Linked DNA regions of Homo sapiens: all the other regions are linked to region 3. Evidence: chromatin loops called from intact Hi-C (ENCODE). Cell type or tissue: endothelial cell of umbilical vein. All regions are shown on one strand. Links, peaks and the distances in the headings refer to the core of each region. The heading gives the core; the rest is flanking DNA. Region 1 has its middle 130 kb from the start of FAM174A. Region 2 overlaps ST8SIA4 (ST8 alpha-N-acetyl-neuraminide alpha-2,8-sialyltransferase 4). Region 3 has its middle 61 kb from the start of FAM174A.

Region 1 (8,119 bases), core at 1,441-6,440, 71 kb before region 3:
TTAATAGTTTGATTTCTATCTATGATTTTCCAGTTGATTTCATCTACAGGAAAAGTGTTTATTACCATTAATAACACTCGAATAACTTAAAATATTCCTATAGGATCTTGCCTTTTCCAACTCAAAGTACCAATAATATTATAATAGTGGAAACAACTTTGTTTATATGTTATTTGACTCGTTTTACTTTTTGCACACACTTTTTGTACTTATTTTACTTTTAGAAACCAAGAAACATTTGTTTGAATCCCAATACTAAATAACAAAGTGTTTGTGTGAACACTTTTCTTTTTCCATTTAGAAAAATTTGTACCAATTCAAATGCTTTATAAGAGTATACAAATTGCAGCAGTGCCTACCATAGTGAAAACATTGGAATAATATAATGGCTGTCAAAAGATTTGGTTAAGGCATGCAAAAACAGACACTTAGAAGGAATAAGTTTTAGTACTCAATAGTAAAGTATAAAAATTATAGTTAACAATGATTTATTGTATATGTCAGAATATCTAGAAGAGATGACTTGTGATGCTCCCAACACATACAAAAAAAAAGTTTGATGAGATGTATATTCCAATTACCCTGATTTCATCATCATACATTGAATACACATATCAAGATATCACATGTGCCCCCAAAATATATACAACTATTATGTATCAGTAAAAAAACTAATGACTGGAGTAAAATAGAAGGCAATACAAATGCTTACACTCATGCTAAAGACTTGTATTTATTGACTTGTATTTATGGTATAAACTACCTATCAATACATTTCCTAAAGTCGGTTACAAATCAGTTTATGAGTTCATGTGCAGGAAGTGTGTGTCTAGAAATTGTGGATGTGTGTATTCATAAAAGAATTTTAAAAACCATGTCAAAAGATTAATATTATTTTTGGTAAGAAGAATAAATAATTATAATAGTTTTATATATTTGCAGTAATTAAAAAATAGTAATATAATAAACACCTTTGTATCTGCCACTCAGTTTTAATTTATCTTAATGTTCTGTCACACTGGCTTCAGATCTGTTTTTTTTTACACTGATAAAATATTTTGGTACATTTAAAGTACCTTATGTTTTTTAAATTTTATTTTATTTTTTCTTTCTTTCTAGGAAGTAGTCTCTATCCTGAATTTGACTTTAATTTTCTGTTCAATTCTTAAAATTATTGGAAAACTTTTACTACATATATATGTTCTTTGACAATATATAATGTCTTTCGGCTTGTTTTTCATCGTTCATTACTTGGTATCATATTGAATTAACCATTTTTCAATATTTTCCCCATTCAACACTCTGTTATTGAGATATGTCAACTTTATGGGATTCTGGTTCATTTATCACCAGAGAAGCAAGAAAGCAAAGTGATTAAGATTAAAGCTTGAAGACAGACTAAATTAAAATCATAGCTTTGATGCTTACTAGCTTTGTGCTACCTTGTATATGGTACTTAACCTCACTGCACCTCGTTTTCCTCACCTATAAAATTATTTAATAGTTCTTATTTGACAGACTTGTGATAAGTATTAAGTGTGCTAATATTTGTAAGTTACCTAGAGCAGCATATGACGTGGTAATTTAAAAGAGTTTGTTAAAGAAATGACCTGTATCATATTCCATTATATGAAATGTATTCATCATATTTTGTTGAATCTTTAGATATCTCTTTTTTTACCATTGCACACTGTCCAGTATTCTGTTGCTAATAACATGTCTTTGAGGATGTCTCTGTGTGCATTTGCTCAGTCATTTCTGTAAGGTATGCTTGTGATGTGGAATTCTTGGGTCAGAAGATGCAGATGCTTGCTTTCTACATGGATTGCCATTGCACTAGCCATAGCTGTTTTCTCGCTTACAGTAAAATAATGTCTTCTATTACTGGAGAAAATTTAAATTTTAATAAAATCAAATGAATTGTGCTTTTCCCTTAAAATTTAATTTCCTTTATAATTTCATCATTTCATTAATAAATTATTCCATATCCTGGAGTTACAAAGATATCAAATAGGAGCCTATTTTTTCAGTTATGGATGACTTATCTACACTATTTATTAAATAGATTTTGAGAATGAAATTATTTTATTTTCTTGCTTAAGCTATCTTTTATTTGACATGTATTATTATCATTATAAATATATATTTAAATCAGAAAAAAAATAAATATTTCCATTCAAACAAAAAACATTGAACCTTTAGATTTCTCAATGATCCCATTGTCTTAACAGTAAGGAGACAGAAGAGAGGAGATCTAATACGAGTTGAGCCAGGTTCTAGGCTCCTGGTTAGACTTCATATGCAGAAGAAACTCTTATCACTGATCCCCATGGTGCTAAATATTTGAAGTACGCATCACTCCCCATTTCCTGTGTGAATCATGTTCTATTTCCATAGTATTTGGAATACTATACTTTTCTGTTTTCACTGATTTTCAATGAACCAATCAACTACCTGTTTCAGCAATGTAAGGTAAGTGACTTTCTACTGTAAATCACGTTATTTAATCCCTTTGATATTCCTATGAAGTACTTATAATTTCCAAATTTTTACAAGAAACCAAGGATCAGAAAGGTTACAATCATGCATAAGCTAAATAGCGGCAATATCAACATTTGAGCCCAGGTAGTAGTGAATCCAAACCAATATTTCTTTATTAACTGTATCATCATTTATTTTTCTTGGAGATAAGACTTAATATTTAAATCAGAATATCTTTGGGTTCACTCACAACACTTTCTTTTAGTTAACATAGTAATCTAAAACCCTAACTGTAAAGGAATTTATATCTTCTTTTCCTTTCTTTTTTTCCCTTTTTTTCCTTCTTTTCAGAGACCAAGTTTTACTCTGTGACCCAGGTTGGAGTGCAGTGATCACAGCTCACTCTAGCCTTGACCTCCCAGGCTCAAGTGATCCTCCAACCTCAGTTTCTCCAGCAGCTGGGACTAGAGGCACACACCACCACACCAACTAATTTTTATTTTCAGTTTTTGTAGAGACAAGTATCTTACTATGTTGCCCAGTCTGGTCTCAAAACTCCTGGGCTTAAGTGATCCTCCTGCCTTGGCCTCCCAAAGTGCTGGGATTACAGGTGTGAACCCCCATGCCTGGCCCTGATATTTTCCACTCTCCTTTTAAGTGAACTTTGAAGTCAAAATTCTATGGCTCTAAATTATATGGCTCACCTGAAATGTAAATACTTACCAGCACAGAAAGAAGTAATGAGGTTTTGATGGAAGTATTCCTATCTCAGAGTTAACTGTGGATATTTGTTGTACAAAAATTCATTGTTTTCTAAAAGTGAGATACATTGAAAGGAAAACATTAGGAGCCTATTAAAAATAAAGCTTAAATCACCATTTGTTTTAATTTTCTTCAAAAATTTGACTTTTGTTCACATCTCTATAAACATGTGGAGTATGTTTTTTGACAATGCAGTTACTTCCGGCATTGATAAAACCAAATAACACAAACACTCAAGGCTGTTTCCGAAAACTGAAATACAGATTTCATAACAGCCAACCACATCCTGAGTCATGCTTAAATGAGTGACACAATACAAATGTATCCTTTCTAACGTGGAAATTCTTTCAATCATCAGGCCAGCTATTGTTTGTAGCTCCTCACTTTCTTGCACAATCCTCCCTCCATTATTGTTTTGCTGTATGTCTAATTGTGGGGCTCTCCATGTTGCTATTATGAGTTTTCTAGCTGTGGATACAGATGTCACATCAATTGCAACTCTGTTTCATAGGTTATTTGGATATATTGTCTGCCATCTACAATTGGACAACTGATTGCCATGCATGAATTGCTCTAACTTCCTTCTTTTATCCAATTTCAAAACAAAGACAAACGTATCCTGCTAAGCTGCAATGAGGACAGATCTTGAGACATGAGGAGGCACTTCACACTGAATCCCCATTCTTGGGAATTTGGTATTGCTATTTCCTGAATGTAAGAACACTTTGGTGTCATAAATAAAGTCTAAGATATAAAAGACATTAACTTTTCCTCTGGGACAACAGCAGTACTTAGAAGTGCTTTCATAAGAAAAATATCTTGCAAATAAATTCTAGTCCTTTATTGCTCACAGTATCTTTGCAAAGTTCTTCCTATTAATCGAATTCTATTTTCAAAGGAAGGCCTGTTTTTGTACTATTCATTTATTTTTTATCTTGTCACTCAGAATTTTGCTAATTGGCTATAAAAATCAACTTTCTCTTTTCAGGTTAGCAAATCAACATTTTTTTTTAATCTATAGGAATCAACATAAGATGGGCTTGCAGGTCAAATTGCTGGGTTCAAATATTGACTCTGTTTTTACTAAATGGGTAACTGTCATTAAGTCTATTTCTCTGTGTCCAAGTCTTCATTTGTCAAATGAATTACAATTGGACAGATTTTACAGCTTAGGTAAAGGTTAAATTAGCTAATACATGAAAAAGATTTAGCAAAACAGCTAGGTTATACAGTCAGGTATAACATTGAAAAATATTAGCTCTAATAATTTTGGCCATGTTAGCTCTTAATAAAATGCATATATACAGGCAATATTGCTAAGTTTTGATTCAATCTTTCTCTTTGTAAGGCACCCTTATTTATTCCTAATTTATTCCTTTTGTCTTTACATTGTATTATTTATGTTGTTCAAAATCAAATATAATTCCTCTATCCTTATCCCATGTTTGTTGGATTATTTTGTTTATAAAGTGTATTTATTTGTCTAACCTTTCAATCAAGTGACAAGAATCTTGTCATTTACTGCCCAGGATAAAGAGGATAGATGGAATAAATAAGGTTGGCCCAGAGGAGTGATACAGATTTGCATGTGTGTCTCTGCCCAAATCTCATTTTGAATTGTTATCTCCAGTCTTGGAGGTGGGGCCTGGATGGAGGTGAATGGATCATGGGGGCAGATTTCTCGTGCACAGTTTAGCACCATCTTCTCGGTTCTGTCCTCAGGATAGTGAGTAAGTTCTCATGAAATCTGGGTGTTTAAAAGCAGCTGCATCCTGGCTGGGCATGGTGGTTCATGCCTGTAATCCCAGCAGTTTGGAAGGCTGAGGCAGGAAGATCACAAGGTCAAGAGATCGAGACCATGCTGGCCAACATGGTGAAAACCCGTCTCTACCTAAAAAAATACAAAAATTAGCTGGGTGTGGTGGCACACGCCTGTAGTCCCAGCTACTCAGGAGGCTGAGGCAGGAGAATTGCTTGAACCAGGGAGGCAGAGGTTGCAGTGATCCTAGATCGTGCCACTGCACTTAAGCCTGGCAACAGAGCAAGAGTGTGTCAAAATAAATAAATAAATAAATAAATAAATAAAAATTTAAAAAGCAGCTGCATCCTGACCACTCCAGCTCTAGCTCAAAGAGGCCCAGGTACAGCTTCAGCTGCTGCTTCAGAGGGTGCAAGCCTTAAGCCTTGGAGGCTTCCACTTGGTTTTAAGCCTGCAGGTGCACAGAGTGCAAGAGTTGAGGCTTGGGAGCCTCCACCTAGATTTCAGAGAATGTATGGAAAAGCCCAAGTGTCCAAACAGAGACCTACCCAGGGTCAGAGCCCTTACGGAGAACCTATACTAGTGTAATGCAGAGAGAAGATACGCGTTGGAGACCCTACACAAAATCCTCACTGGGGCACTGCCTAATGGAGCTGTGTGAAGAGGGCTACTGTCTCCCTGACCCAGAATAGTAGCTACAGTAGTAGCTTACACCCTCAGCATAGAAAATCTGCAGGCACTCAACAACCTGTAATAGCAGCCTCTGGGGCTGAACCCTGCAAAAGCCACAGGGCTAGAGCTGCTAGAGGCTTTAGGAGCCTACCCCTTGCATCATTGTTCCCTGGATGTGAAACATAGAGTCAAAGGAGGTTATTTTGGAGCTCTTAAAATGACTGCCCTGCTGGGTTTCAAACATGCGTGGAGCCTATAATACCTTTCTTTTGGCTAACTTATCCCTTTTGGAAGGGGAATGTTTACCCAATGCTTGTATTCCCATTGTATCCTGGAAATAACTAACTTATTTTTTATTTTACAGGCTCATAGGTGGAAGGGACTTGCCTTGCCTCAGAGGAGACTTTCGACTTTTGAGTTAACACTGGAATGAGTTAACACTTTGGGGGATTGTTGGAAAGGCATGATTGGATTTTGAAATATGAGAAGGACATGAGATTTTGAAGGGGTCAGGGGGCTAATGACAGTGTCTCCACCCAATTCTTATATTGAAATGTAATCCCTAGTGTTGGAGGTGGGGCCTGGTGGGAGGTGATTGGATCATGGTGGTAGATTTCCCATAAACTGTTTAGCACCATCTGCTTGGTACTGTCCTTACAATACTGAGTGAGTTCACATGAGATCTGGTTGTTTAAAGTGTGTAGCACCTCCCCCTCGGTTCTCTTGTTCCTGCTTTCGCCTTGTGATGTGCCTGCTACCTCTCTGACTTCTGCCATGACTGGAAGCTTCTTAAGACTTCCCTAGAAGCAGATGCTTCCATGCTTCCTGTACAGCCTGTAGAATTATGAACCAATTAAACTTCTTTTCTTATACATCACCCAGTCTCAGACATTTCTTTATAGACATGCAAGAATAGACTAACACAAGGAGGAAACAAAAGGTGATGAATTGCACCAAGTACAGGATCATAAGAATAAATGGGGCCTGTGATGAGCATGATTGTCCCCTATGTCCCCCTTTAAAAAGTCAATATTGAAATATGCTTAAAAGTGCTAGGGTAAGCATTTTGAATTTGATTCCAACTACTAAATTTTCAAGCCCATGTCTAATGTATTAGGCCTAGGAATGGCTTCAAAAGTTTAAGATTTATCAACTTTAAGGGAAGCATAGAACTAATAATTCCTGCACGTATATTCTACTCTAAAAATATAGGAGTAGAACTGACATTTTCTGGGGTGCTGTTGTGTTCCTATGGCCAAAAACATCATATTCCACAAAGGCAGGTAAAACACAGATTATATAATTTTCTTCCAAGCAAACTGAGGTGACACTGAGCCCTCATTCTGTAGGATTGCCAGGAAATTCATGCTCACCTATGTGTCTGTGGTGAGGTTTTTATCCTTCCCTGGAACATGTATACATATAGGAGGTCTAGTTGTGGGGGAAAAAAAGGAAAAGTAAAGAAAGCTGGAAATTATCCTTTAGTTTGCTTGTATGGTCCCAGGCAGGCAGGTGGTTTACTGCTTTAAAGTGGAGGGTAGGAGACCCTGTGAGAGATTTCAATCTCCCTGGGTAAGCAGGGTAGACAGACCTTCTCAAGGCCATTTTATTTTCCCAGGGTATGGGTAAGAGTTCATGCCAGTCTCAGAAATTCAGTCAGGCTTCTTTGCCTGTTTGGGAAGACATCCTGTTACTTTTGCTTGCTTCTATTTGCTCCTTTAAAATAATCTTTCTAATGAACTCAATCTTATAAAAACTGAAGGCAAGAGGAAAACATCTTGAGACAACCTCTTAGCCTAAAAAAATTCCTCTGAGGTAAAAAAAGCACAAAGTCCTAGCTAAAAGAACAGAAAAAGAGGGGGGAAATATCCAGATTGCAAAATGTAAATAGCAATTTATTTTAATTTTTCAACTGTAATAAAAACAAAATAGTAATTAATATCTCAGTAAATTATCTTGATGTAGCTTCATGTTTCATATGTATTAACTCATCTGGCTTATATAACAAACCAATTTTAAGAGGAGAAAACTTGGCCTCAGATTGGCCAAAGCCCAATAATATGACTTAAAGAACTAAGAACTAAACAAGGTGAGATATGATAGGGTTTGGCTGTGTCCCCACCCAAATCTCATCTTGAATTCTAGTTTCCATAATCCCAATGTGTTGTGGGAGGGATCCAGTGGGAGGTAATTGAATCATGGGGGTGCTTACCCCTATGCTGCTGTTCTCATGATAGTGAATGAGTTCTCACAAGAGCTGATGGTTTTATAAGGAGCTTTTCCCCCTTTTGCTTGGCACTTCACCATGCTGCCACCAAGTGAAGAAGGACGTGTTTGCTTCTCTTTCCACCATGATTGTAAGTTTCCTGAGGCTTCCCCAGCCATGCTGAACTGTGAGTCAACGAAAACTCTTTCCTTTATAAACTTACCCAGTCTTGGGTATGT
Region 2 (8,119 bases), core at 1,691-6,690, 250 kb before region 3:
ATGACATTTTCTCAACAACACATAAATACAGCTTGTTTTTTTTAATAGGAAAGTATATTCCATTATATACTTTTCTATAATGTATTTAACCAATCTTGTTTGATGGACATTTGTAGTACTTCTCATTTGTTCTTGTTGTATATAATTTTATTTTGTTATTAAAAATATTTTAAATTATAGGAAAAATGAGAGGTAGGGAAAGGAAAGTAAATATACAATTCTGGTTAGCTGATTTTATAAACTAATAGTATATTTTAAAATATAAAATTAATGTAAAGCTTACAATAGGCCGGGCATGGTGGCTTATGCCTGTAATCCCATCACTTTGGGAGGCCGAGGCGGGTGGATCACTTGAGATCAGGAGTTTGAGACCAGCCTGGCCAACATGGGGAAACCCCGTCTCTAATAAAAAATACAAAAATTAGCCAGGCATGGTGGCGCATGCCTGTAATCCCAGCTACTAGGGAAGCTGAGGCAGAAGAATCGCTTAAGCCCAGGGGGCAGAGGTTGCAATGAGTTGAGATCATGCCACTGCACTCCACCCTGGGCAACAGCATGAGATTCCATCTCAAAAAAAAAAAAAAAAAAAAAAAGTATGGTTACAATAATAATTCTGAACAAATAATTATATATAAACTAGTCTTATATTACCTTTTCAAATACAATATCCTGAAGTAACAACAGTTAATATTTACTCTTATTCATCTATCCTTTTTGTCTGTTTATACATATATATACACACACATGTTATATATATATATATACACATCTACACAATATGGATTCATTTAGAATGTGTTTTTTTCCCACAGAAAAGGGAATTTTAATAAACACAGAGGTATGGATGGGTTTAAACCTACTGAATACTGTATAATATGTTCCCTTCTGAAAATATTATCTGTATTCAGATATTTTAATTTTAAACATTAAGCTTTTGATCTGTTGATATTTGAGTCTGGGAAAAAATGTTAAAATATTTACGTTTTAATTCTTTGGCCCCTGCTAATTATTATGAACTATTATTAAAAGATTTAAACCCAAAATGAGATATTTAACTCAATTATCGTATAAATTTTTATGGCCCCTTAGTTTTTTTTTTAATTTTTACTTTTTTAAATTCTACTATAACAAAAGTAATATATATGTACCATTTTGTCACTACATTATAAGTAGTAATTTGTTTTAATATAATGGAGGTTATGCTCTCATTAAATTAATAAGCTTCTACTTTGTATTAATCAAGATAAACACTTGGAATGAGTACTCACAGATGACATTGATAAATGTATATAATATTCTGTGATGTCACCATCATAGTAAATAATTCTAAAGTTATTTACCATTTTTAAACTTACATCTTTCTCAAAAAATTTTTAAAGATATTTCATATAGATTTTTAAAATTTTGATTCCATGTGTAGTAATATGGTGCAAAAGTAGTTGTGGGTTTTGCCATTGAAAGTAATGGCAAAAACTATGATTCCTTTTGCACCAGCCTAATAGTTTTTGTTTTTGTTATTTATCTTTCAGTGGAGAATACATAAGATACCTGTATACTTAAAAAAATATAGTCTTTTGTAGTGATTGCAAAGGACGAATATGTGTAAGATAAATGGGCTACATAAACTGCCTTAGATTTGCCTGGAATTAAGAATTTTTGTTTTTATTAGAAATACTTGGTAAACATCTCATGCCCTACAACAGTGTTTTTTTGTTTGTTTTTTGTTTATTTTTGTTTTTTGGGTTTCTTTTTTGAGACAGAGTCTCGCTCTGACGCACAGGCTGGAGTGCGGTGGTGCAATATCGGCTCACTGCAACCTCCGCCTTCTGAGTTCGAGCGATTGATTCTTCTGCCTCAGCCTCCCCAGTAGCTGCGACTACAGGAATGAGGCGCCACGCCCGGCTAATTTTTTTTTTTTTCTCTATTTTTGGAAGGGATGGGGTTTCACCATGTTGGCCAGGCTGCTCTCGAACTGCAACCTCAGGTGATCCATCCGCCTTAGCCTCCCAAAGTGCGGGGATTACAGGCGTGAGCCACCGCGCTCAGCCAGCAGTGTTTCTTAAATTCAAGCTCACATATGTATTTTGCAGGTTCTGCGAAAATTTTCTTGATTTTAAAGAGGATTTGAACAATTCTAACTAAGAACACTGACGTAGAGAATTTTGAAGAATTACGCAGAAATTTGATTTCCAAGGAAGACGAAAACAAACCTTTCCTATTCTGACTTTAGACAAGACTGTTTAAATCCTTGAGTGTCAGATTTATAACCATTAAAATATACGTACCAATGTATATAATCGTATAGATTCCTTTGGGCTCTAAGAATCACTGGTTCTGAACTTTGTCCTTACACATGGGAATATTCAAACTGTCACAAAAAAACTCTTGTCCTTAATTAAACATCCTCAGGAATGTATTCTCTGTAACTTCCTAAACAGGTTCATTAAATTTTTGGTAATTATGATAATAAAGATAGCTTTCTAAAGTATTTCTTCTTTAAAGTCATTTTCTCTTGATATTTATTCTTTACATGTTTCAACACCACAGTTAAGTTAACCCAACATCATCTAAATGTTTACTTGACAGCAGAAGAAATATATATAAGAAATATATATATTTGAAATATATAAGAAATATATATACACACATAGACACACATAGTTACACATTCATATATATAAGCATGTATATATACCTAGGTAAATATTATATAAAAAGAATAGACAGACATGTTTGTTGCTGAATTTGCCCTTTCTTTGATTTCTGCAATTATTAATTTTTTTAAAAATGCGTAACTTTTTTGATAAATGTCAATTGTGGAAAACCTATATCTGAAGTAGTATTTATTTGTTATATATATGAAAAATAAAATTAGTATACATACATATTTACTGTTATATATACACACACACTGTACAGACTTTATATAGTCTATACTCGCGATATACTTTCTTTGTAAACACACACAAAACATATATATTAATATATTATATACAATTCTATGTATTCTCTTGCTGTTTCTCTGTCTCTATATATACTATACAGAGTATATATACTCTGTGTGTATATATGTGTATATTCTTTGTATATATACACACACTGCACATATATAGATATACTGTAAATAATTTACACATACTAACAAAGTATAAAATATACAAATATGTATTTTATATAATTATATAATATGTAATAGTATACTCATAGTATATATGTTTATTATTCTATACAAGTTACTTTGTTAGACGTTTTGTATGTCAAACATAGTGCCAATATATATTGATTTTCTTGTAATAATGGTACATTACTGAATCTTATTCAACTGTGGTCACTTAGGATTTTCAGAAATCAGTTTTTCCATGCTTAATGTATAGTAAATATCCCCCCTTTTATATTTCTGTTGTTGGTGTTTGACATGCCATCTTGAATTTATTTGTAGTAATTTCATCTTTTGTTTTCAAGTAGATATTGTTTTACATTATTACTTTAAGTGACTAAATAACTTTTGAAAAATTTCCTCATTCAGAATATAAGATAATAGTCTAATTGATTTACATACTTTATATGCAGTATCTTTTTTGCTTCATTATTTTTATTAAATAAAATTACAGTGAACAAGAGGATATCACTTAATGTACCCGCCCAGGATTCCCAGAGTTTTGCTAGAACATTGATATTTTATTTTGGCATACCTTTCTAAACTACCTGTGCCCGTACTTTACACCACAATGATCAATTCCATAATTCCTAGCTAAATGTAAGAGGGAAAAATTACGTCTTACGGATATCAAGTGACATATCTAGCTAACTTCTCATCTGGGTAGTATTCACTCTGTTGAAAAATATTTAATGGTTATTAAAAGAATGAAAGCACACATTAGTTGCTTTGGTAGAATATTTTTTATGGTTTCTAACAAATAAACAGATTATATTTTCACACATCATCCATCAACTTTTTTTCAGCATTAAGACTAACAAAAATATCATTTCTCAAATGTTAGTTGCTGCACTCATCTTTCAGATGTAAAAATTCATTTTAAATGAAAGTAAAGGTTAAAGTCTATATAAAATGAAGATGACCTTCTGCAGGATAACTTCATGTGAATGTCATGGGTTTGCAGAAGGATTTGAATCAGACCAGGCTCCCAATAGTCTTTAGCAAAACTATAGGCTAAAATACATCATCAATAGACCTCAGGAAATCAAGTTTATTAGTCACTCTAATGGATTGTTTTGGAGTATTCAATCAACTCAAGTCACATAAGGAAAAGCAATTTTAAAAAAACAACTTTGAAAAGAGAATATTCACTCCAAGTGCTTTCTGAAAATGGCTTACTTGTTTTAAAATTAGTCTTATGCTAAAAATATTTCCATATGGTTTCTATTTTGACCTATGAGCAACACAGCTGTAATATTTCTTTATAAAACATGTGTCCTAGTTTAATGTTTTTGAGTAGCTAGATGCCGCGTATTAGGTATTTTAAACCAAAGGAGATTTCCATGAAAGGATATTTCTTTCCTTACTGGCAGACTCTGATATGCACACTTCCGGAACTTCAGTGTTTCCTGATATTTTAATCTGGTTACCCTTCAGTCACAATGTTATTTCCTAGCAGATCCCGTTATTCATATTGCATTGTGTAATGTGGAAGTATAAATAGTTTATGTCTGAGAAGATATTCCCAAGTGTGTGGCTCAAACTGGAACCTATGGAAAACAGCTTTCATTCTGCCCCTGACCAATATGCTTCCCAGTTCTGGTTATCTCTCACTGAGACTAAAAGGCTTTGCGAAATATCTAGAATTTCTTTGGAAGAGTAGTTAAGCTTTCATAGCACCCCTGTAACATTGGCAAATTTGGGCTTTCCTTCTTGGTATGGATTTTTCTCTCTTCTTCACATAGATCATTTTTTATTCCTTCAAGTCTCAATTTAAAGGTTAAGTTTCAATTGGGCATCATTTCTCACTCTTTTTCCTTTTGGTGAGATTGACCTGGGTTTCTGCTCTCTGTATTCTCTTCTCAAGGGATGTATTTCCCTTTTGGAACATTCTTCATAATGTATGACTATTGTTTATTTTCAACTCTGTAGGTTTATTTTAAATTTTTTCATAGCAAAGATTGACTTATTCATCTCTATAACTAATAAGAAGCATAAATTCCCAGTATATGTTACGGTGGAGGTTGAGGCACATGTGCAAAGGGGTGGGGAATAAAAATGGGCAAAGTTGTGCTGAAGTTAGACATTGCAATTTGGTTCAGTTAGTTCTCTAGAGCAATTCAAACAAGCAGGGAACCAAGCAGAATTGAGGAAGAGGTTTTTTTCATCGATCTGGGTAGCACTAGAAATTATTTTCACTAGGCAGTATTGTGAAGAAGAGGGAAACTTTCAAGAAGGAAGGCTTGAATTCTAAATAGTGAGGATGTAATCTGGATAGTTTGTTTTCCTGCAATTTATTATTAATCAAACTATGTATCAACTTGTGCCCTGAATCTACTAAATTATGAAATTAATGCTTACTAAATTTTACCTGCCTGTGGTGTTGCTAGGGTAAAAATAAAAGAGCAAGTTCTGATAAGAAAAGTAGATGAATCATAATAATGAGGCATGACGCATGGGAGCATCCAGTTTGACCATCTATAAATTCATCCTGGCCACCTGAGAAAAGTACCCTAGATCTATAATTTAGTAACAGTTTTCTCTTGGGTGTTATCTTTCAAAATCTGCATAAAGAAATCAATCCATTATTTTTTAATATTAATTTATCATGGTGTTCAATAGAGGAAAAATCGTTACTAAAAATATTTTAGCTGGGGAAATAAATTAATTGTCATTATTTTATAAATTCTAAGACTAAAATTTCATAATCAGAACAAAGCGCTATACTGCTATATTAACGAACTACAGGGAAAGCTCAATAATTTGTTCTATTACCTTTTACTTTCAAGGCTCAATCTTTTAATGAGTGATAGAAGGTGCACAGGTAACCTCGGAAATTCCCTTGTTTATTTGACTTTTCAGGAGAAAAGAACATTGATCAATATGCAAAATATATACTGAGTTAATTTGCATTAAGTTATTCTAATTTAAGTCAAGATGACTGGTCGATTACGCATTCAGAGATTTCTTATATATAGTAAAATAATTAATATATTTTAACTAATTATTAAATATTAAATAGTTGGGAGTTTAAAGTTAAATGCAAATATAAATTTTTAGACAGTGAACATGACTAGCTACTTCCTGAGTTTGTGGAGAAAAGTTATTTAATCAATATTCCCATAAATCTTTGAAAACATTACAGGTCCTTATCTTCTTCAAATGATACAAGTGTACTTTAGCTTGAGTGTAATAGTTTAGATTAGGTCTTTTGTTTCTATGTGATTGATCATGGTCAGTTAACTAACTCTAGTGTCTCATGTGGTTGATCATATAATCACAGCCTCAGGCCACAACTTCCAAATTATGGCTATCGCCATTTGTCAAGCCAGCTCAACATACAAGAAGTAAGTTAGAGAATAAGGCAAAAGACTTGGGGCTTGACCACTAGAATTGCCATGTAGGAAACAAGATACTGATACATTCTGCCAACTTTTTCAGAGACTAGTGTGCCATATCAGATTCCTATTGGTAAGAGATCAAAGAAAGAGTCATTTCTGTTTCTTTTTCTCTTTGCTCTAAAACCTTACCCCCCAAATCATTTAAAAACCTGGATGAGTAAATACATTGTAGCAGAATAAGTTTAAAGCCTTTAGCTATAAACTTATTTTTAAAGTGGCTTTAACAATCTTTTTCAGTTATTTGATTACATAAAGGCAAGTATTGGAGCCACATTCACCAGAGGCAAGCTGGAAGTTTTGTTTCTTACAGTTTCCAGTTTGAGCCTAACACCTATGACTGACTTCTTAGAAATAAGCCATTTACTTTTTCACATTCCATGGATAAAATAAATCAAAAAGAATATTCAGACCTACAAGAGAAGAATCACAAAATAGAGCCCTGGTGAAGACCAGTATCCAGTGCAGGAAGTAAAATCAAAATGCAGTGCCCTGATTCTGATACCTCTGGCAGCCTCCCCTCATCAATGTGTGTCCCAAATAGCCAGGGTTATTCTATGTTCCCCACTATTCTGCTGGATGAGATTTCTTGTTTATGTGTTAGTAGGTGCTTGTACTCTCCCTTCAAGATAGTACATTTATGATTGAGTATGGTTTTCTGAAGATCATATTTAAACATAATACATGGTGGTTGATATATGTGGGAAATATTGTTCAATAGTTTCTTTTGAGATCAATCAAATCACATTATATACGATGCAAATTCTTACACAACTGTTTCATCCAGATGATCTTATGCTGGGGCTGTCACCTGTGGAGCATAAGTGAAAGCAAAATTATAAAGTATTTGCTCAGTTCTTAAGGAAGGATACTTGCCATCATATCTTAGGAACTCTGGCCCTCTAGTATAACATTGTGCCTATTTGTTGGCAAATTAGGGAGCCATCCAGATGGTACCATTTTTGTACATTCCGTGAAGAATTTCTGTCCCTCTTAAGACCTTGCTTCAATATAACTGGAAAGGCTTTACGTCTCAATGAGCACCACCTAAACTTCAAATATTGGAGAGAGATAATAAAATGCGTAAATACCAAGTAAGGTGTAAATAACTGATAGCTAATTCATTCTTAGGGGCAAATAAGTTGTTGAGATTAAAAGAAGGGATTTATAAGGGCCCTATGAACATGTTTTGGGAATTTGCAGAGCAAGAAGTGGAAAATATGTTGGAGCAACAGTATGGCTGACTTCCATTCCTCATGATAACGCATACATTGCATCTTCATTCAGATGGATCATGGTTAGGCATCATAGTTAAGCTCAGTAACAAAAAATTGTAAGTGACAAATCATTGCTCTGTATTGTGTAAATGCCTGCTGCTTTTTTTATTTTTACATGAGTTTTCAACACCAGACTTCATTTCTTCAGCAATGATATTGTTTAGCTATATCCTCTGGTTAAGTTTTCCTGGTGAGAATACAAGTCGAATGCTAGCATCTTAAGAACTCAGTTACAAACACTCAGTTCTTACCTGCTTCCACTTTTATCCTCCAAACCATCTTCCAGT
Region 3 (8,119 bases), core at 1,604-6,603:
GAATGACTAGCACATAGAAGGTGCTTAACAAAAGGTTGTGGAATTAGCAATTAAGTATTAAGACTCACTTAGCTTATCTATGATCCAAAGAGAAACATGAAGTGATACACGTTTTAGAAAAAGGCTCTTATAGCTCTCCCTGAATAACTTGAGATAGCACCTCTCCTTCAATACCCCGAGTTACTCTTATTTCTAGCTCTTAACTTCTCATGCTACCTTTCAATATTCTAATACTCAGGATTATTTATATTTATTTAAACTATGTCTTATCCTAAAAAGAAATTTCAAAATATCTGAGGTACCTTTACAAAATAAATACCAAGAAAATTTCACATTGAGAAAAATCAAAGTTAGGAGATTGCCTCAAAGAGGAAATAATATATCAATAACTATCACTCAGTGAGAATTTACTTCATATAGGTATTACACTAATAACTACTCATGCTATCTTTTATTATCCTTCCATTCAGCTTATAATATGGGCGATTTATCCAAGTGTTTCAAAATAGGGATACTTAGGTTTATAAAAATTAAGTAATACTGAAAGCTATACAGCTAATGAAGTATGGATATCCCTGAAGTCTGTGTGCTGAACCTATTATGCTGTATTTGTCACTATGTTATGCTGTTTTTCAACAAGGGGAGAACATCCAATGAAGCCATATATGGCAAATGCTACATATCCACTTATTCAACATCCATTCCTGCATCTTTTTTAGCTTGTCTTTCTGTAAAGTAGAGGCTGAAAAGCTAAAAACAGCAATCCCTAGACTGCTTTGTAATATCAAACAGAAGTTTGATGGAGCAAAATGAGGCAGCCTCTGGCAGGGAGACTTGATCCTCTGGCATGTTTAATCACAGAGATCTATTTTTCAGGGGCAGCTATAGCAGTTCTGTTATCCAGTTTCTAATGTCACAAGTGTTAAGCGACGAGTGTGGCAGAAGTGATGTGTCCCTTTAGAAAATGTTGTCCCTGGCCAATCTAGGGCTGTTATGAGATTGCTCATAACAGTTGCTACTTAAATTAGCTAGAATGCATTGTTGTTGCACTAAGTACCTCAATTGATTTAGTAATTGTTACTAGAAATATGTTTGGTACAAGTAACAGAAACTATATTGCAGTTTAATGGAGAAAGTGGAGAGATGAAAATTCCGGTTTTGGAAACCACACACAAGAAAGCTGAACGCACTTTATATACAATGGAATATATTTGGATTCAATTGTCACTTGATATACTTTGTAAGGCAAACTATACACTGACTGAAGCTATACTATTTAAAAGAGTAGGGACTGATTAGAATATTGGCTAGTGCCGGCTCTCATTGCCACCATTAGGAAAATTCTACAAGAGCAAGATGGACCCAAGTGAGAAGTAAATAGCCTGCAAGCACAGATGGAGGGAAATGCCACTTAGATAAGGAAGCACTCTCTGCCCACAGCCTGACATTTATATTGCCAGAGAATCCTATAATTTGAAGACTTAGAAAAAGAAAGAATAAAAGCAATTTTAATACTTTACATAGAAGCCATTGCAAGGATAGCAAAGCAACAAACTTAGCAAGAGAAACTCATAGGCAGCCAGGCAAATGGAGTTCATCTAAAGGCAAAAATGAGAGTAAGGGTTTAGCCTCTTCCCAGGTATATTATTTTTCAATTATCCCAAGTCAATGAACATAAAGGCCCAGTCAATAACAGGAATATTCAATGTCAAAAATTTTGACTAGATAAGATCTTTAGCTATAGTTACTCCTACAGGATACTGACTAGATACAAGTAATCTACGAATGCTCTAACAGAACTGTATAGTGACCACACACCCTGTCTGGACTGCAAACTTTCATGACTATCATTGCTCCACTAAAAAATTTACCAAAGAATTACTACACTCTTCCAACACACAACCACAGGCAGTAGTTTCTGAGAGCTGTACAGGAGCTCTTCAGGCTTTTGAAGTATCAGATCTGTACAACATCTCAGAGGGCAGAGCCAGGGAACACAGAAACTGAATGAAGGAGTAAAATACTGCCTGACCAAGAGCTTACACTGCTCTTGGTTCAGGGAGTCCTTGTCATTCCTGATCAGTAAGATTTGAGAGATGCGAGATCAGTAACCTCTCTGTATTTGCTTAATCCCATCTTTTCCTGGATTAAATTTCTCAAAATAGCTGATCTATTTCTTCTCAAATATTGTACATGTTTTGGGGACAGATGCTTTGTCTTTTAGGTAATACAATGCCAGACAAGCAGGAATTGCTAGTTGTTCTATTGTTGAGATTACATATCACCAAGATCACACACTTTGGACTCTGAGTTGGATGGCATAACTAGAAGAGAGTTTGAGATATCTCTAGTGGAAAAGAGGTAATTATGTTACACCATTTAAAAGAAGAATGTTTAAAGAACGTTAAGTGTTAGGTAGCCAATGTATGAACTACAGAATATTTTGTTAGATTCCTATCAAATATCCATATTCATCTTTCTCTTTAAGGGACCTCCTCGTTTATTTTTTGTGAGGGTTGACAATGAACACAAATACACACACATACACACACAACCATATTTTCCAGTACTTTGCTGCTCGCTTTCTGAAATAGGAAACAATTCTGGTCAATGAGAAAAGATTAAACTGTGCTGAGGATTTCTGGGAAAATTTTGCTTTAGTGCATTAAATAATCTCTGACAATAACTCACCATAAATTGCCTCCCTTTCTTTATATAAATATTCCATCGTATATCATGAGCTGAAGTTTTATTTCTCTTTTCTTGAATCTGAGAAGGCTTTAGTGACTGATTTGGCTATTGGAATATAGCAGAAGTTACATTCAGGAACTCGTGAGACTAGGTCTCATAAAACCTTTCAGTGGCAAAAGGTTTATTGATAACACACTGCAGTAATTTAGTAAACAGAAAATGGTCCTAATGAATTCTATATCAGGATAAGGAGGTTTCCGGGCAGAGTGTTGAAAGTGCCAGTTGGTTTCTGTTAGATGCATAACATTAGGTACTCACGGAGAGAATGACATTTTTAGAAAGATAATATTCAGTGTTTTATAGAAAAATTGAGAGGAAAAAAGATTTAAGACTTACTGTGTTCAAAAATAAAATTATTTATCATCCCTAGTTTCTCCAAGTAGCAAAATTTTTCTCCAAATAAGAAATAGCCTCAGAGTAAAACTCAGTCCCAAGGTGTTTTCAGTAACACATGACATCAGGGTAGAGTTAACTTCAATAGAGCAATTACAGGACCCTTTATTGACACCTCAGAAACATTTATGGCAGGGCTGCAATCAGAAAAAGGCATCTGTGAATATGAAGGAGTATTATAAAGACTCTTTCAACTAGATAACAGGACTCCTAGGAATCTTAAGGCTGGGAACCCACGGTATCAAGACTCTAATCCTACAGTGAAGAGGAATCTATCTGACGAAAAATAAACTGTGGGGCTGACATTTGTCTAATGGTGTGAACCTCAATAAGACTGAATTAAAAGTCATAGAGGCAGTTCAGAATTTTTTTCAAAAGAGTCATTGGGGACTCAAACTTTTTCTAGGAGGAAGTAGGCTGAGAAAGATATTTAGCGGCAAACACAGGCGATTGCTAATGGAAAAGAAAGAAGTGTAGGGCACAAAGTCTGGTGCCTAGAAGGCAGAGCCAAGTGACATAGAGGCACATTATCTGGGGCAGGACTGGGCCCCAGTCAAGGAACTGGTGGCATGTGCTCAGTTAAACTTCAGAACTGCCATCGATGAGTGAGTGCTGTCTTTTACCAGAGCACAGTCTTTTTTAAAATTGTCTTTTTTTTTTTTTTGTCAGTTTCATAACCTTGTATCACCATTGTTATATTGAGCATTCAGTTGAGAAGATAACTTATTGTGTTACCGAGCAGGTAACTTGTCTCTTTGGTTCAAAATTCTTCTGTTAAAAAGAAACTAGTCTTGAGGAATTGCACCTGAGAAGTTGGACCCTCATTTCCCCTTGAACTTTATTTGAATGATGAATCCTAGACTTCAAACCGTAGTTGATTTTGCATGTGGGAGGAACATGAATACTGGTAGGCAGAGAGTACAGTGGTAGATAGTTTCCAAAAATAGTCACCATTGAGTCCTTTCTCTCTTTGCTCACATATGCTGTTTTTCGCACAATGAGGTGGGATCTAATTTCCTTCCTGCGAGTTTGAGCTCACCTTAGTGATTTGCTTGACCAATAGAATGTGGCAGAAGCAATATTCTCAAACATGTAAAACCAGATTATAAGAAGACTTGCCACTTTCACTTTAAATGCTTACTGTTGGGAAGCTTTCTCTTAGAACCCAGCTGCCACGCTATGAGAAGCCAAAGCTGTGCGTAGGCATTTCAGCTGAGCTCCCAGCCAACAGCTAATATCAACTCTCAGCCACAAGAGTGAGTCATCTTGGACTTCCAACCCAGCTGAATATTTAGATGATTCCAGTCCCAGACACAATCTGACTGTAATCAGATGAGAGATCCCAAGTGAGGAAAGCCAGTTAAGCTTTGTCAATACACAGAATAAAATATGATGATAAATGTTTTTAGCTACTAAGTTTTGAAGAGTTTTATGTGAAATAATAGGCGCCTGAAACAGCTGTTCAAAGGGCCAACCATATTTCTTTCGTTCTTTTCTTTCCTCCTTCCTTTTGCAAACAAAGGCAGGATGGCTAGAGTTGGAACAGTCATCTTAAGATCATAAAGAAAATACCAACGCGTTTTTAGAGACCTTGAGCCTGGATCCCCTGAGCTATAAAGATGTTAACAATAGCAACCACAAACTCCCTGAAATCAAGATATTAGAAAAACGCATCTCCTATTTGGTTTTTTGGTTACATGTAGCCACATAACCAAACTGATACTCCAGAGATAAAGTGAATACAAAAAATGATATTATACAGTCTTGTACTTTGGTAAACAGAGGCTTCTGGTTCAGCTCACAAGTTTTGTGGATAAAAAGAAAGAACTAGCCATATAATTACAAACACCTCAAAGCATGTAAAGTAAAAATAAAACTAGCTGCTCAATGGAAACCCAAACATTTTGATACTGAAGTAGAATATTTCTCAAAATTCCTTATAAAAGATATATGCTGTGATATAGTGTAAAACTTACTCATTAATGACACATTGAATATAACCTTATCTTTCACAGCTATGTATTTGATAATATCTCTGTTCAGCAGTGGCATAATGACAGATAGTTAAAAGAAATTCTACAAGAGGAAAACGATATAGTCAACTTGTACAGCTGTTGGCAGCCTGAATTAACTCATGGACAAAATTCAGAATAGAGAAATTGGTGACTAGTGATTTCTGCCACCAGTCTTTATAAAAAACTTGTGCTAGTGAGCTTTAGGTAAATGAATATAATAAAATCTTACAGTGAAAACATTACCTATTATTAAAGATGAACTCAAATGCTTAGATGGAGATAGAGTTAAAATTCTCTGGTGGAAATTGGAGAGCCTAATTAGTGTATGTGCCTGGATGGAAGGCCCCAATTCAATCTGGAAATTGGCTCAGATAGTACCCAGTAGAACAGTAAGGACTTTTCTCATAGGACATTTCTGTTTATTTCACCAAAAAAAAAAAAAAAAAAAAAAAAGACATGGCAAACTGAGATGTTAATTGTCTAGCCCATAGAACATAGGTCCAATAATTTTAACTTGAAAAAATTAATTAGGTATTGCTAATTTCCCTATTTGATTGTATGCATATATGAGCAAGGTGTTGCTTAGGGTATGGAAGGTGATGGAGATGCTAAGAGAAGATAGCATGACTTCTGGCTTGGACACTTGAATGAATGTTGGTGCCCTTCATTGAGATTGGTAACACAAAGTAAGGGTAGTTTGTGTAAGAATGATAATGACCATCAGTTTGATGTATCTCTGGGCCATCCATGTGGGGTGGAAGAGATATATAGATAGATATATAGATATATATAGATATATAGATATATAGATATATAGATATATAGATATATATAGATATATAGATATATATAGATATATAGATATATAGATATATATAGATATATAGATATATAGATATATATAGATATATAGATATATATAGATATATATAGATATATAGATATAGATATATAGATATATAGATATACAGATATATATAGATATATAGATATACAGATATATATAGATATATAGATATACAGATATATATAGATATATAGATATATATAGATATATAGATATATATAGATATATAGATATATAGATATATGTAGATATATAGATATATAGATATAGGTAGATATATAGATATATAGATATAGGTAGATATATAGATATATAGATATAGGTAGATATATAGATATATAGATATAGATAGATATATAGATCGATGTATGTGTGTGTATGTGTATATACATACATATGATTTGTATATAGAAGCTTGAAAATATGGGTTTTAAATATCAGATGAAAATCTAAGGAAATCCACATTTCTGATTAACCTGTTGTCCAAAACAGCATTAATGTTCCCCTCAGCTTGACTGAACTTTAGACAGGCTTCTATCTAACTTGTGGCCACTTATCTACTTTTTTGCTTTTTTTGAGTATACACCTTAGACAACATAATTATAAAATTACTATTTGCCCATTTCAGATGTAAATATTTTTTAAATCCTCTTGCCAAATTTAGAACCCCGGCATATTTTCCTCAAGGACCAAAAAGCCATCTTTTTGAAGTCTAAATAAATGTCAAGGAAGATAGCACCGACAGTTTCTATGATAGAGTTTATGACAGTTTATGACAGATGGTAGTTTTGCAACTTGGCTCCTACCTTCCTGAAGCCAAGTTGCAAAACCATTCTCTATCACAAAGATGTGAGAAGTTTAGTTTTCCATCGGGTAAAGCCAATTAGCAAACAAATACAGGTGCCCTAGGATTCTCCCCTGGTATCCTCCAGTATGTTTTGGCCAGGCACCCAGTGCTTAAAAAGCCATTCCTGCCTTTTGTTCCAGAGAAGATGAGTTTAGATTTAGTTCTGGGATCTCACCATTGCAACGGCCTTGAATAAAGTCTTCCTTGCCTGTTCAACTTTGGTGCGATGTTTTATTTGAAACTGCATTAATATCATAACTGAAGTAATGGGTGGTTATGACCAGGGAAAGATGTTAGTGTGAAGATGAGAAGATCTAGGAGAAACATAAGAGGCAAGGAGATGCATAAGTACAAAGAGATACAAACAAAGGGAGAAAGAGAAAAGAAACATACAAATAAAAAAGGAAGATATCAGAGAAGCCACGGAAAGATGCTGATTGTTTTTATAGGTTGTTTCACAGACTGTATTTTGGGAAAGGCTGTCTTAGATGGCATTAAAATTTACCCTTCAGTTAATATAAACTATTAAATAATTTTAAACACACAGGATTATTTTGCTTCTCTGAAATGAATTTTACTGGATTATATTGTAGTGTAAGTACATCTAGTGTAAGACATGCTAGTATATGTTAAAAGGCATTATAAGAAAGATGTGCACGATAGTTTTCTGAGGTTACTATAAATATATTGAGGAAAGTGTTCACTAATTTATACCATGGGATCTCCTTACATTACTCCTTGAGAACCTTGGAAAACAAATTTCCCTCTGGTTTCTGCACTGGCAATAACTGAACAGCTTTTGCCTCTCTCTTGAATGAAATTTATGGCACATTTTTAGCAACTTATATGATAGATTTGAGGCCATGAAATTATGCTGTGACCTTATTTTCCTACTTTTGTTTCTTTGTGCCCTAATATCCTCACCTCCTCAAATTGATTCTTTTTTATTTAACATGCGTTTATAAACAAACTTTTCATTTTTTTGGAAACAAATGGAGATTTTTCTATTAGCAAAAATAAATTTTCTGAACTTATTTAGCAGGCCATTTTACTACATTTTAGCTGTTTTCTTTGGGGCAAATTCTGCAATTTTTCTGAGCTTTAGTATCCTTATTTGCAAAAATAGGGATAATAGTCTCTCCCTCAAAGTTATTGTGAGGATTGAATGAATTAACAAATCTAAAACATTTATCATACTAGTATTCAATTAATCTTAACTATTAATTGTATGTGGAAAACAGTGGACTGTGGAAAAAGAAACAATGA

The links. A loop is a pair of places that touch in the nucleus more often than their neighbours do. Peaks named below come from ENCODE experiments on the same cell type or tissue, not always from the same donor. Only the 100,000 strongest peaks of a DNase experiment are listed, where the experiment ranks them.
Region 1: a loop joins it to region 3, with 7 times the contacts of the local background. A loop is called at or near these places in 1 of 110 quality-filtered maps.
Region 2: a loop joins it to region 3, with 5 times the contacts of the local background. A loop is called at or near these places in 1 of 110 quality-filtered maps.

What each region holds. Positions count from the first base shown.
Region 1 is chr5:100,662,951-100,671,069 of GRCh38, reverse strand. No RefSeq gene overlaps it. Among named protein-coding and RNA genes, the nearest start is that of FAM174A, 130 kb to the right of the region's middle. RefSeq lists silencers at 2,238-2,438, 3,478-3,678. In endothelial cell of umbilical vein, for the core only: no CTCF peak of the experiment used is centred there; a DNase peak (open chromatin) is centred at 3,629; H3K27ac peaks cover 1,615 bases.
Region 2 is chr5:100,843,429-100,851,547 of GRCh38, reverse strand. All of the region lies in intron 4 of ST8SIA4 (ST8 alpha-N-acetyl-neuraminide alpha-2,8-sialyltransferase 4), which reads left to right. Among named protein-coding and RNA genes, the nearest start is that of MIR548P, 31 kb to the right of the region's middle. In endothelial cell of umbilical vein, for the core only: no CTCF peak of the experiment used is centred there; a DNase peak (open chromatin) is centred at 4,577; H3K27ac peaks cover 2,526 bases.
Region 3 is chr5:100,591,935-100,600,053 of GRCh38, reverse strand. No RefSeq gene overlaps it. Among named protein-coding and RNA genes, the nearest start is that of FAM174A, 61 kb to the right of the region's middle. In endothelial cell of umbilical vein, for the core only: no CTCF peak of the experiment used is centred there; a DNase peak (open chromatin) is centred at 4,503; H3K27ac peaks cover 2,609 bases.